Linked DNA regions of Homo sapiens: region 1 is linked to region 2. A link is a contact called in ENCODE Hi-C data. All regions are on one chromosome and are shown on one strand. The core of a region is the stretch at or near the end of the contact, and the rest is flanking DNA. Distances in the headings are between cores, read along the strand shown.

The links. Hi-C counts contacts between places; a loop is a spot of excess contacts on that map. Pooled maps may share reads with other maps.
Region 1: a loop to region 2 is called in a map of CD4-positive, alpha-beta memory T cell, with 18 times the contacts of the local background. The contact joins the promoter of TAPT1 here to the promoter of PACRGL in region 2. A Hi-C loop is called at or near these places in 2 of 168 maps with a recorded cell type or tissue (CD4-positive, alpha-beta memory T cell and naive thymus-derived CD4-positive, alpha-beta T cell) and 9 of 50 pooled maps.

Annotation. Positions count from the first base shown.
Region 1 is chr4:16,222,199-16,229,495 of GRCh38, forward strand. TAPT1 (transmembrane anterior posterior transformation 1) reads right to left here and starts at 4,273. Exons shown (of 14, transcript NM_153365.3): 1 at 4,061-4,273. The coding sequence starts at 4,259. TAPT1-AS1 (TAPT1 antisense RNA 1) reads left to right here and starts at 4,465. Exons shown (of 3, transcript NR_027697.1): 1 at 4,465-4,979. RefSeq lists silencers at 3,826-4,205, 4,316-4,365, 4,376-4,475, 4,486-4,555, 4,616-4,815 and an enhancer at 5,326-5,385.
Region 2 is chr4:20,696,715-20,703,529 of GRCh38, forward strand. It overlaps PACRGL (parkin coregulated like), which reads left to right and starts at 3,744. Exons shown (of 9, transcript NM_001258345.3): 1 at 3,744-4,073. RefSeq lists an enhancer at 3,857-3,976.

The DNA of each region.
Region 1 (7,297 bases), core at 3,023-5,522, 4.5 Mb before region 2:
TAGGATTGAATTTCAGAGCGTAAACTAAGTTAAAGTTAAAAACTGTCAAAAGCCAAGACACTGAACTGATCAAAAACCAAAATAAGTAACTTTTCATTGTTCGTTTGGTCTATATATACTAATTAAGTAAAGCAAGTGAGAATTTTAAAAGCAAAGCAATAGTTTGTCAGAAGTAGCTAATTTTACTTTGTATCTGGTTTGTGGTTACTCCAAGTAATTTCCCGGTTTTATTATTTTTATTTTTCTTTGTGAACAAATTAATTGGCTCTAGATCATAATTTTAGAATCAGTCACCCTTTAATCATCCATTTGGTTAAGTTTGGGGCCACTGGGATAACTATGTGATATAGGTGAAGACTGGTTAAATGAAAACATATTTTAATAAAAATGTATTTGTAAGAAGAAACTGACAAATTTTCAGTTACACAAAGAATAAGACATAGGTAATATGAATAGTTAAAACCTTCGTCCCACTCGAAATCTTTTAAGGGTATTGCTAAAAATTCAGTTGACTTTTCTGGGTTTCATTCTTCCTGCCTCTGCTCAATCTCTAACAGAGGTGAAGCAAGAAGAGGTCTAACCATGGTTAAAGGGAGAGGAGAGAGGCAAAAGAGATGGATAATAAGTTGAAGTTTTAGAAGTCCAGAGTCACTGTTAAAGAAGAAAGAAATGGGTCCATGGCACTGTTACCAGTAGAAACAATATGTTCACCTATACCCGACTTCAGGCTTTCTTGTTTTACAAGCAATACCTATCCCCATGCATCTCCAACACCTGCATTACACAGGTACTGTTTCACCTGTGCTACCCTCACAGGTGCTACCCTTATTTACACCAAGCCTTCTGTTAAGTCTCCATGGTGACTAGAAGCAACCTAGATGCTTCAGATACTGAACTATCTAGTAGTGGCATTATGAAACAGAACCAAACTGATTAGGCAAGCAGTCTAAGCAAGCACAGAGTTTACAAAGCAATTCAACAACCCAACCAAGCCAAAAACACAGATTTCCTAATGCTTAGTCCAAAGTTGATTTGCTGTACTTAGATTCCTAAATAAAAATATGGCTATACAGAAACTCTCCTACCTAGGACTTCTGCAGATGAATCAAGTGGGGAACAAGCACAAAAACATAACATTGATTATTTGGTTTTATGTCAAAAGGAACAACAGAAGTTGGTAGTATTTTCAAGGACAGGAAGAAAATACAGAAGAGATCAATCTGCAGTTCTTGATAACCACTACATCCAGAGTTCAAGGCCAGTAACCACATATGCAACAAGGAAATACACAATGACCATTCTGAGAGAGCAAATAAAAACAGGAATGATGAGTGGGATTCCCAATTCTAACTATGTTAAAAGGTGTAAGTACTCGCATCTGAGACATGCGTCAGCCTATTGCCAGGCTAAATATAAGTCAGAACGGGAGTTCTGAGAACGAAGTGATGAGGAAAAGAAAGCTTAGACTTAATGGAGACACATGTTTAGTATAATACAATATAGAGCATATACAGCTATTCATACAGACAAATATACATATCTAGTTTCTAAACATATAAATCAACAAGGAGAGATATAAAACAAAAAATGAACCTCAGACACCACGTTTTATTTTATTCAGATGGAAAGAGTTTGGATAAGTACCTAATATGTACATTCATTTAGGGAATTCTAGGCTGTTGGGACTGATCAACAAATGTCTTACCTGTAGGAGCCCTAAATTCCTTGTGAGAAATGATAAAGGGAACTTTGGAACTGACTGATGGTTCAGCCACCAAGACACTAAGATTATGACTTTCAAAAAGAAAAGCCAAAGGTTGCCTTAACTTGCAGGGGGATCTAGATCTCAAGGGCAGTGGTGCTAGACTCTCAGAGGCACACAAGAATATAAAAAAATCAACAAGTAATACCTTAAGTCCGAGCATCTAGCCGTGGAGGACTAGTTTGATTCAGGGAGAAATGCTATCCAAATGACTCCAGGTGCTGCCACTCAAAGGCCCTCTGACCCAGGCCAGCTCCTAGGGAATCGTTTTTAAAAATTCTTAAAAGGAGGGGAAGGAAGGATTACAGAGCAGGGGAAGAGGGCAGCGCTAGACTTAGCAGCCTGGGCATTGAAGAAGGACTAAAATAATTGTTTCTAGTGGGGAAACCTCTAACAAATATGGTTATCGGAGCTACAGACTGGGTGCTAGCAGTGGCAGGAGCTATGTGACTAGCAGAGCAGGGACACCAGGGGAAAAGAAGGAGGGGCTTATGTGGAGGCTCAGAGAGAACACTGGCCAGTGGCTCCAGCTGAAATACTCCTGGAATTTGGAATTCTCACCTAAATCCTGATCGCCAAGGCTAGTGTGACTTGGTAAAGCAGGAGTGGCCACTGACATCTCCTCACACAAAATCAATGGAACTGGGGAAAGAACAAGGACTACCCCAACAGCTAAACCTGGAGGCATCTCCCTGATAATGACTTCCTGCAACTATGGGTTAAAAAAAATCCAGCCTTAAACATGGTGAACCATGTTGGTGAAGAATGGATACGTGGTATAATGAAGTCCATGGAAGTCCAGGTATCCAGTCCCAGAAAAAGCCAGGGAAGAAGTGTTAAGTGATACTGCAAGCTCAAGATCTGTGCTCATCAATAGGCTTCAAACAACTTCATTTCCTCTCCACGCAAACAACAAAAAAAGGCTTTTAAAATGGTGGCTTTCCTGCAACTGAGAAATGTTTTAAAGAAAGTATAGTGAAGCCTGGCTACATCTATCTCTATTTACAACAGAGTGCTTTTAATATTCAAGTCTAAGTAAGTAAACAGACAGTTGAGAGATTTGCTATTTTGTCTTACTGAGATCCTGCCAATGAAGAAAGTAAATACTCTTGAAAGCAAATGTTTAACTGAGAACTAAACCAAATAAAGTATGGTTGAGAATTTTTAAGTGGTTAATTGAAAAAGACCAAACAAGACCGTCTGTAATTTTCCAAAAATATAGACTGCTTCAAATAGAACCTACGTCCAGTTCTGGGAATCAGCAAATCAATTAGAATCGCATCTGATCAACTTTATGCCCCTTAAGTAGTTTTAAAATTTCAGTACTCAAGTACAATCAATGATGTAATCAGCCTCACAACTTAGTTATTTGCATGAACTTCAGGAAATAACGGCTAACACAGCCCCTTTTGGACAACAGAAGTAATTTTTTAGTTGGAAGAAATTTAATGGAGTTATGGTTCAGTTGCTGTTTACAGCTTGAGAATTAAAACGTTGGGTTCACTCTATATTCAAGAAGACATCCATCTCAAAACCTTTTTTCATTTAAAACTAATCTGTAACTGCAATATGAATACAAATGCAAGTTTTAAAAATTCTTTTAAAATGAGAATAAAAACCTACAGCTTATAGAAACTGTAACATTGTAACAATACGTTTAAAACTGGTCATTGAATGTAGGATTCATAAGTACACATTTTCTCATCTAGTAATTTTTTTGGCATAAGTTTCAGTTCAGGAAAAGTTCAGATGCAACATTTTATGGAGTGTTAAATATTTCTGTACTGGGCAAAACTACTGAACTTCATGGTCACTACCACACCGTCAGCTGTCTGTGAAAAATCTACTTGCAGGGCAAGTTAACAGGTTTCTATGGCTCAAGTTTGCTTAAAATACAGAACAAAAAAAGTCACCTTGGCATGAATATAATTAAGAAATCAGCCGTGTGCTTCTCACGTTTGGGCTCCGAGACGTGGGAGATGCCCGCTAACCTAAGACCTTCCGAGGGCGATGCAAGGACCCGGACAGAACTTTCCCGGCCGCAGACCCCTTCTAGGGCACACCTGGCCTGGCGCGGCCGCGGGGGCCTCGGGGCTGCGCGCGCAACCCGCCCGAGGAACTGTCAACGGCCGCGGAGCCTCGGCAGCCTCGGCGGCTCCGCGCGCCCACAGCCTGGGGAGCCCCGGGAGGCAACGGCAGCCGCGCGGCTCGGGGGCCGGGGTTCCAAGGCGCCCCCGCCGCCCTCGGTCCCCAGTCCGCCCCTCGGAGCCCGCCACGGCCTAGCGCCGCCCGCCTCACCTGTGCGGCCCCGGCGCCTCTCCCGCCGCCGGTCGCTCTCGTAGAAGCCCAGCGTCTCTGTGAGCTGAGGCGCCGGCGGGGGCCCCTGTCCGCCGCTGCCGCCCGGCTGCTCCGCCTCGCCGCGGCCGTCCCGCTGCGGGCCGTCCACGCCGCCACCGCCGCCTTCTCCCGGAGCGGCCGCGTCGCCGACGCCCGCCATGTTCCGAGCACAACAAACTGTCCCCGCCGCCTCCCTCCAGCCTCTGCCTCCGGCCGGCCCCCTCCCCGCCTCGCCCCGCCCCTCGCCGGAGCCCGAGCCGCCGCCGCCGCCGCCGCCATCCGCGGCCCGCCGACCGGCGCGAGCCATTGGCGTCAGCGACGCGTGTGAGGCCGCTGCCGCCGCCGCCGCCGCCACGGTAGCCGCCATCTTCTTCCTGCCCTCGCCGTGGCGGGCGACGGTTTCTCGCGCCGTGGCTGGCTCGGCCGGCCGGGGCACCGCGCCGGGCTCCATGCAGCCGGGCTGCGCGGTCCCGCAGAGCGGGCGCCTCCGGGGCTCGAGTCGGGGACCCGGCAGGAGCGGGCCGGGGATGGCGGCGGCGGGCGGCGGGTCGGCCGTGGAGCCCCGGAGAGGCGGCCGCCACCACCGCTGCCCGCAGTCTGCGAGGTGTCCGGCGGTCCGCTCAGGGCCTCTTTTGCAGACTCGGTGCCCGGAGTGCGCCGGCGCCGCCCGCCAGGTCTTGGCACTGCTGGCGCGGCCGCGGCGGCGGGGGCCCGGCTCCAGATCACCGACCCCCACGAGCGCCGGCCCTGCCTGCCCGCTATTTTGGTTCCATCTCTTCTGCATATTTATGCTTGCCTGTTACATTCCCTGGCCTCTGAGTGTCCTTTGGCAGTTTCCAAAGCATTTGGGCAAGAAGGAGCTTGGGCAGCTTCACAACAGGTGGGGACGCGCAGGGGAGGGGCCGCGGCCGGACCGGCAGAGTTTCAAGGGCTGGCGCGCCGGCGGACTTTCCACACTGTCTTTCGGGACTGGGGTTAGGAGACAGCCCTTGGCCACCACTGTGTCCTTACTTTGTCGCTTTACTTGGGGCTGGACCTCCCCTTTCCAGCTCTGGCGTGTGACCCCGCAACGAGCGTGGTGTCGAGACCACCACCAGCTGGGGCGGTGGGAGCGAAGGTGCCCCAGGCTCGGGGAAGGTGGAAACCTTTTCCCCGCTCCCCAAGTGATTGTTGCGCGCTCCGGTGAGGGGACAGTGGTACCTCGATTTCCCGTGTGCCAGCTTCGGGACTCAGCTGTGCTTTTGTGTCTCTTTGATTAGCAAAAGCAAAACGAATTCCTCCCCGAACACTAAGCTTCCTGGAAACTTCCCTAGACCTAAACTTGAGAACCGCATATAAATGGGCCTTGAGGGTTCTGTCGTCAGTAGCGGGTTACGTGATTGCAAACGAGCAAGTTTAAAACGGAGTGGGCTTTGGGCTGCAGAGCCGCCTGGCATTCTGACAGCTGAGCAGGAGGCAGAGGTGAGAGTCCAAGATGGACTAAAAATGTCCCAGCAGCTGGGAGCCCAACCTCGGCCCAACCTCGTTGAAAGGAGGAACATTCGGTGCAGCCGTCGGAACCTTATTATTTATGAAAGGGGACAGCTCACAGGATTACATTTTTCTAAGCCAATCCTGTGACCATCCTCCATGAAATTCTCTATTTTGGTTGCATGTGGTCAAAACTGAGCCTCACTGAAACAATTGAAAACAAATACTCCCGACAAATCTTAAGAATCGTTTTGAAAATCAAAAGGTGGGGAAAATGTTGTGGCTTCTGAGCTTTCTTCAGCCCATATTCTATTATTCTCTGATGTTTTATGGTGTAAAATCATACCCATTCCATTATGTATTGATTGTCAAGAAGGAAGTAGGCTTTTATTGCTATTTTTATGTCAGTTTCCATTTACTGTCTCACCACATTTATTGGGTTATTGCCTTTGCCTTTGACTCAACAGGAGCTGGAAGGGTAGGAATCCCAAATTCTGTTGCCTAAGGCAGCCAGTTGTCAGAATGGACTTTCCTCATTTTCTATTATGAGGCCTGAGGAAAGACATTCAGTTCCAAAGGCTGTGCCTATCCTTTTAAATAGAAGAGAGAGGGCCCGGCACGGTGGCTCACGCCTGTAATCCCAGCAGTTTGGGAGGCCGAAGGGGGCGAATCACGAGGTCAGGAGTTCCAGACCAGCCTGGCCAACATAGTGAAACCCCGTGTCTACTAAAGATACAAATATTAGCCGGGCGTAATGGCGGGCGCCTGTATTCCCAGCTACTCGGGAGGCTGAGGCAGGAGAATGGCTTGAATCCGGGAGGCGGAGGTTGCAGTGAACCGAACCGAGATCGCGTCGCTGGACTCCAGCCCGGGCGACAGAGTGAGACTCCGTCCCAAAAAAAAAAAAAAAAAAAAAAAAAAAAAAAAAAAAAAAAAAAAGAAAAGAAGAAGAGGAAGCAGCCGTGCCAAAAAAAAAAAAAAAAAGAAGAGGAAGCAGCCGTGCCGAGGCTAGGTACTGCCTAAAGAAGCGGGGGAACAAATTGGAAATGTGGGAATGCGAATGTGGGCAAGTTGAGGAACTTGTAGCTTCTCGTCGGTTGAATCTTTTCACTGAAGCTGCTTTATTATATCTGACATGTGAAACTACACAATTTCAAACAAACCCATATTGAAGTCAACATACAAAAAAGCATTTAAAAAACAACCATTAGTAAAAATAATTTTTTCAGTTAACGCTATTCTTCCCTTGTATAGGTGTTGATAATCATATAATCAAATAGCTTATTGCATATGGAGAGTTGTTTTCTTTGAGTTAATTCAACGTATTGCAACTTAGTTAGAATCCAGGAAAATAGTATTTTCAAATGTGTATTTGGAATCTTCAAAATACTAGGTTACAAATTACCTTAAGAGATATTTATGCAGCATAGAAGAACCAGCAGTTCTCAGAGGAAGATAAATAGTTAAAATATCATAATGCACTTTATATCAGTTGTAAAAAGAAAAATACAGGCTTAGATTTATGGTATTACCGTTAGAAAAACAATATGAGTATTTAAGAAACATAGCAACCCTAGCCATTAAATAGGCATCAAATAACATTCTGAATTAAGTTATAAGATAAAACCAAGATTTGGATGACAATGACAATATTGTCCATCATTGTTATCCAAATCCTGGTTTTATCTTATAACTGGTTTTAGGGGCAATTGTAGTGAATTGCCCCTA
Region 2 (6,815 bases), core at 2,494-4,993:
GCCCAACTGTCAGTGGCCATAGCTTTCTGTACTGTCCAATACAGTAGCCACTAGCCATCTGTGGTTATTGAATATTTGAAATGTGGCTAGTATGGATTTAAATGTGCTATACATGTAAAATACACACCAACTTTTGAAGACTTAGCACAAATAACAAGAATGTAAAATATCACATTAATAGTGTTTATATTTATTCCAAGTTGAAGTGATAATATTTTGGACATATTGGGTTAATAAAAATATACCACTAAAATTACTTTCACATGATTCTTTCCACCTTTAAAAAATATGCCTACTAGGCAATTTAAAATTGTATTATGTGACTTGCATCACTTTTCTATTGGACAATGCTACCTTATATGCTCACTCATGTTGATTTCATTTGCTTTCACCTGAGGAGCCATTATCACTGCTTAATTTGTTCCATGTGCAAGCGGACACTCAATGACTTTATAATGATGATGTCTAACATTTCCTGACAAAGTGTGCTTTGTCAAATTGTACAAATTTCTTGTATCACATTTCTCAATGATAGGACTTGGGAATAATCATTGGGAATGATTGCTTTGTCTGTAATTTGTACAAAAAGGCAGAGATTTTCTTTACAAGAATTAAGACAATATTTTCTTAAAAATGCTTGGTGACTTAAATGTAAGTAAATAAATAATGAATAATTTTTTCACAAGTCAATGAGAACCAGCACAATGAGAAAAAAAATCGTCCTGAGTGGTTTACTTTGGTTAGATTTATTACCTAACTCATAAGGTTATATAATATGGAGTAACAAAAATAGGGCAATTTGAAGAAATTTTATTTATAAAGGTACAGGGTACCACACAGACAGTGCAGTAACCTAGAGATAGTAGCCTCTGAGATTTTGTGCCTAGAACTGAAGTTTGCCATTTAGAAAGTTTTTTAGTCTATTTGGGCTGCTATAGTGAAATACCGTACATTGAGTAGCTTATAAACAACAGAAATTGATTTCTCATGGTTCTGGAGGCTGGAAAGTCCACATCGAAGTATCAACAGATTCAGTGTCTGGTAAGGGACTACTTTCTGGTTCACAGATGAAATTGTTTCACTGTGTCCTCACATAGTGGAAGGAGTGAGTGTTCTCTCTCAGGCCTCTATTATTAGGGCACTAATTCCATTCACGAGTGTTCCAACCCTATGACTTCATCGCCACCCAAAAGCCCCACCTCCAAATACCATCACCTTGGGAGTTAAAATTTCAATCTATGAATTTTGGAGGAACAGAAACAATCAGACTATAGCAGAAAGATGTGATCTTCACTTATGGGTATGACCAGCTTTAGGGAACCCCCTAAGGATAGGAGCAGGAGAATGAATACTCTGACTTCACTCTCCTCTAATTCTCTAATCTCCTATTAGTGTTCTTCAGTAGCCAAACCCAATCAGAAACCAGAGGGCACTGGAGCCTGGGTGATATAGTTTATGCTGATCAGCATCCCAGAGCAAATAACAGGACAAAGGGAAGAGTGTACCTATATGAGAGCAAACAGAAAATATATGGCATATTCTGTCTTTTCAGAATCATTTACTATATTGCTAGGCAAATAGGTCACCTTTTTTCCCTCATCCCATTCTCTCTTAAATAGAAAATTAAACCTTAAAACCTGAATAGAAGACAAAAGTCCACAATCAGTGCTCTGTTTCTCACATATTGTGAGCTTTCCTAGAAGGTATTACTCCTATCGCCCAACTCAGCGTCTACATATGCTGATGGCTCAAAAATCCATAGCTATGCCCAGTTCTCTTTCCTGCCCTCTAGATGAGCAGATCCAACAGCATGCTAGTTAGCTCCCCCTGGATGCCTCACAGGCTTGTCAAACCAGTGTATTCAAGAAAGCACCCACCACTTATTGCATAATATCCTGATAGAGTTGCAATGCCAAGGAGCATGTTTTCTGTTCATTTTCTAAAATGATGACAGAAAGTTTAGAAGAGGCTGTTTTAACTGTGATTAGGAGAAGCTTATACTAATTGTTATTATAAAGATCTGAAAAATCCGTGTCATCGTCCATGGTTCATACACCAACACATAGCATGAGACTTTTGCCACTTACGATGTCCTCCACGTTAGTCTTAATTTGCTTTCACCTGAATAATTGCACTAGCTAATACTTATTGAGTACTTCCTATGTGTCAGGTATTCAATTGTCCTCTTAAATTTAAGTCTCGCAATAACCCAATAATGAAGAGGAAATTGAGGCTTGTAGGAGTCGTCATCCACAAGGACTCATAGCTGATAAGGGGTGGTGAGTTTTAGATAGCTTAACTCCAGAACACATATGCTTGTCATTCCTCTGCGATACTGAATACAAATCATTCTTATAGTCCAGGGAGGAGGGGTTAAAAGGTCACGAACTAGGAGCTCTACTGAGTCTGACACTGGAGATGCTAGGAGTAAGGAAAATATAATAAGTCTTGAGGAAGCTGGAGATGAGAGATTATAAAGTAAAAGTAGCTGAAGATACAGGATATAAGATTTTTTTTTTTAAAAATTTCTTTTTCCTTTTAAAAACGTTAGTTAAGCATGCATTGCGCTAGGCATTGGGGATAGAAAAGCAATAAAGACAATTTCAGTCTAGTGAGAAAGATAGGTAAATACATTATAATAAATTTTAAAACTTAGATTTGTATGCAAGGTTCACAGAACATTAGAGAAATTAGACATAGACAGAATTTATTAATTCATTTTATTCATTCAGAAGACATTAGTTGAATACCCACTGCATTATGCTTGAAGCTGGAGAAATAAAAAGGGCAAAGTTAAAATCCTTATCCTGAGGAAACTCACAATCTAATGAAGATGCTTCTGGGGTGCTGGTCAAGTAGCAAGGATGGAGCTACAGGAGCACAGAAGGATTACACAGCCTCGAGTGCTCAGACAATGCCAATTTAGTGTTACCTAAGCAAAAAGTTAGGGCTTTGGGTTGGCAACAGTAGAGGATGCTAAAGAGGAGTGCAGTGGACAGGTCCAAAGGGCTTGGACTTAACTATGACAACCCAAATTGTTGCTGGTGGAATGCAATACAAGGGAATATGCATTTTCCTGCAGCATCAGTTTTGTTATGATGTGGAGCATAAAATCGTGCTTTTCACTATTAAATATTTTTACTATTAAAAATAATGTAGAGCACAAAATCGTGCTTTTTACTATTTAAATGCGGATATACTGTGAAGAATGCAATAGCATATGAGATTCATAAAATACGACAGGAAACGAATTTCCACAGCTAGGCTTATGATTTAGCCAGATAGAACAGGAAACTACAAGAAAATCCCACAGCTGGGCATGCAGATGGCTTCGGCTCTCACCCCTGAAGACTCGGGGGGAGGAGTTCACAGTCTTCAGTTCTCCGAGTATTGAGGGTAAGATAGCTGAGGAACAATGAGTATTAAGTGTGCGAGAAAAGCGTTTAGGAGTTAAGCACATGGACTGAAGAGAGGCTAGGGCGCAGGCGACTGGGAACCCGTCATCGTCCCTCTGCTCTCCGGACCTCTTATTCGAAAAACATCCTCCACCACGTGCCCCTTTGTCGCCAGAGACAGCGCCTGCAGTGCGTGAGCTGCCCCCTGAACTCCTGGCGCCTGGTTGCCTGGGCAACCCTCTTCTGGGGCGCCTCCGCGACCTCTTACCATTGGTTTAGACGACGCAGCGTGCGTCTGACGTCATTGCGCGGCGCGACCAGGTTCAGGGGCGGGCCGCGCGGAGCCTCATTTCCCCAAACGCAGGCGCTCGGTGGCGGTAGCCGCGGTTGTTGGCCGACCGAGTGCCGGTCATAAGCCCCCCCCGGTGGGGGGCAGCTGGTGTGCGGATCGCGGCGGGAGAGAGGCGCGGTAGGAACGGGTCCCCGGAGCCGTGAACCGCGGGTACAGGTGTCCTGTCTGCGCTCTCTGCCAAGCCGGCTTGCTTCCTGATCTGTTGCTAGGGCCGCTGGACCCCGTTGCTAAGGACCCTTGAGATCGTGAGCGCTTGGAGTGTACCCCTCCTTTCCTGGGGTAGAGGGTCAGTCGAGAGTAGCCTTCGTTAACCTTAATTGAAACTGGTAAACTCCTCCCTCGGCCCCTTTAAAAAATCTCTGTTTTTTCTTTATTTTTTTTCTGTGTCTTCCTCTTTTGCTGACTTTGATAGCATCCTGGCTCTGGACTGGTCTTTAAGTATCTAGAAGTGAGTGTAGGAGGGGTGGCTGGGAAGGTGGAAAATAGATTCTAAGACCCCTAAGCAGATTGTGCGACCCTAATACTGGCCCTTTGAATTTACTTTCTGGTAAAAAAGGGACTGGGATAAGTGACTATTGGGCTCTGGGTCTTTTAGAATTTGACAGAGCTTTACAAATGGAACATGGTTTCTTTAGTGGGGCTCTTACTTACACGTTTGGAACTTTCTAGACCTGGATTAGAAAGCAGGGCTCTGCTGACTGAGAATTGTTTTAGTTCAGTGGTCTTAAAGCTGAGTACGGGAGAAAGTACATACAGGGAAAGAAATAGGCTATATCAGCTGCCCAAACAATGATAGAAAGTACACTTTCCTACCATTGACACAGATACCGGCAGTCCCTTGTAGATAGATGACCTGTAGCAACCAAGGAAGCTTTAAGGGGAATGTGTGGGCTTCATAGGGTGGTTTGTTTGCTTTCTGATATTGTGACATAGTTTAGGTGTTCGAAGTTAAGTGGATTTATGGATTCTAATATCTATAATTAGAATGTTTATCTTGTTTTGTAAAAGAATGAGCGGTGACCTTGATAATATTTGTAACACAAAATAGTTCTTACAGGTTCGCTTCTCCCCATCACTGCCCCTTTACACCATCCTCTACATGTTATTTAATGAAAAACCACTTGAAAGGGTTACCAAGGATAAGATTTTTAAAGCTTGCTTTCACAAACAACTCATGCTCCAGGCTTGTCAGTGGCATGCTTCCAGGTGGATATTATTTTAAAAAATTGACTACATTTCCCGTCGTCCCTTGGTGTCCGTGGAGAATTGGCTCCAGGACTCCCTCCCTCCCCCCAGTCTCTTTCAGATACCCAAATCCACCCATGCCAAAGTCCTCCAGTCTGCTCTCCGTATCCGTGGTTGGGTCAAATCTATAGATGTGGAACCCGCATATACGGAGAGCCAACTGTAATTTGTCGTTAAGGTAAAGGATAAAAATTTTAAGTGAAAAAGCAATTGTTTTGGAAGGAAATTCTCTAATACAGGATTTTGAAAGGGGATGTAGACGTGTTTGCATTACTGTATGTTTAATGCTGAAAATTATATATTGTACATAAAAGTTGTCCTGTATACTCATAAACTGTAGAAGCTCGATTTTCTACCATGTTTAAAACTTTTTCAAATGAGTTTTGGTGACTTTTTGAACTCATTCAAAATATAATGCAACACCTCCCCATTAGTTTGTTACAGGAACAACTTTTTGACGTGAAGGAAGATAGAAATTTAGCCATAAAATTCCATCCAAAACTTCCACTGAATTGGTAGGTAGTATTGAAAAATGTGCATCATAATTTGATATGGCTGCCTGTGCCCTTGTTATGTTTGTGGGTACGCGTCTTTGCTGTGCATCGCTTTTATCTGTTGCAGCTGTTAACAATTGATGATCAAGAGAAATTGGACCTCAGCTGGTCTTCAAATTGATGTAGCCCAAGATGTTAAGCCAGATTTTTTAAAAATGACAAAACATGTGGTTTCACTATTAGTAATAGTAATACTGAAGAACACTTTGTACCATTGTAAAGAAAATTATAATAATAGCTAAGACTCATGTGGCCCTTACTGCATGCCTCCCATTATGGAAATGTTGTTTTACATATATTCTTACTAGTCTTCATCAACACTTAAAGTAGTTCCTGTAATTATGCCCAATTATAGAGTTGAGGAAACTGATGCATTTTTTTTTTCAATAGAAACTTGTGTTGTTCCCCCTCCAGGAGCTTCTCAAAACAGAAGTCAGGCACAATATTAAATACTTGTTGAATGATCACAGAAGTACAATAGTAGGTTAACATATTTAAAGCTTCTCTCAGCTTATTTTAGACTATTATCTGACAACTTTAATGAGATTTTAATTACCGTAGTATTAGAAAATGGCCCTGGGAATGGAGGTGAAGTGTGATACTGGGAAGTAAGTCATCTGCTGGTAGTGGGATGAGATAAATGAGATCAATGTACTAAATCAAGGAAATTGAAATTATTCAGTGTGCAGAAGCAAGCTTACATTTAGGTTATCTTTACATGGTATCAGACTTTAAGCTGGTACATCATGTTTGAGATATCTGGCTAAATTTTATAACATGGAGCTTTGTCCTCCTTTTGAGGATTTCTAACTTGTTAAGTGGATTAAAAGCATTTCATGTGAGGAATCATTTTAAAAAGTATCAGTGTTTATCCTGAAGAAGAAAAAATGAAGGAGTTAAGAGTTAATGCCATCAAATATTTGAAAAAGTGTCATTTGGAGGTGGAAGAGGACTTTACCTGTGTTGTCCTAAGGGAAGATCTTACACTATACTTGAGAGGCAGTCATTATTAAAGGCATTAAAATGAGACGTGTGCTAATAGAATAACTAGATTGTCGTGGAAGTGAGGGAACAGAGTAATCAAGTAGAAATAAGGACACAGGATAGAAATCAATGCCATAGAAATACACATTTGAGAAACCAAGATGAGGAAAGGCTTCATGGAAGTTGGGAATGAAGCTTGGCCTAAAAATACCAGTAGGCACTTGGGTATATGAGTGTGTGTGTGTGTGTGTGTGTGTGTGTGTGTGTTTGTGTGTGTGTATTTCT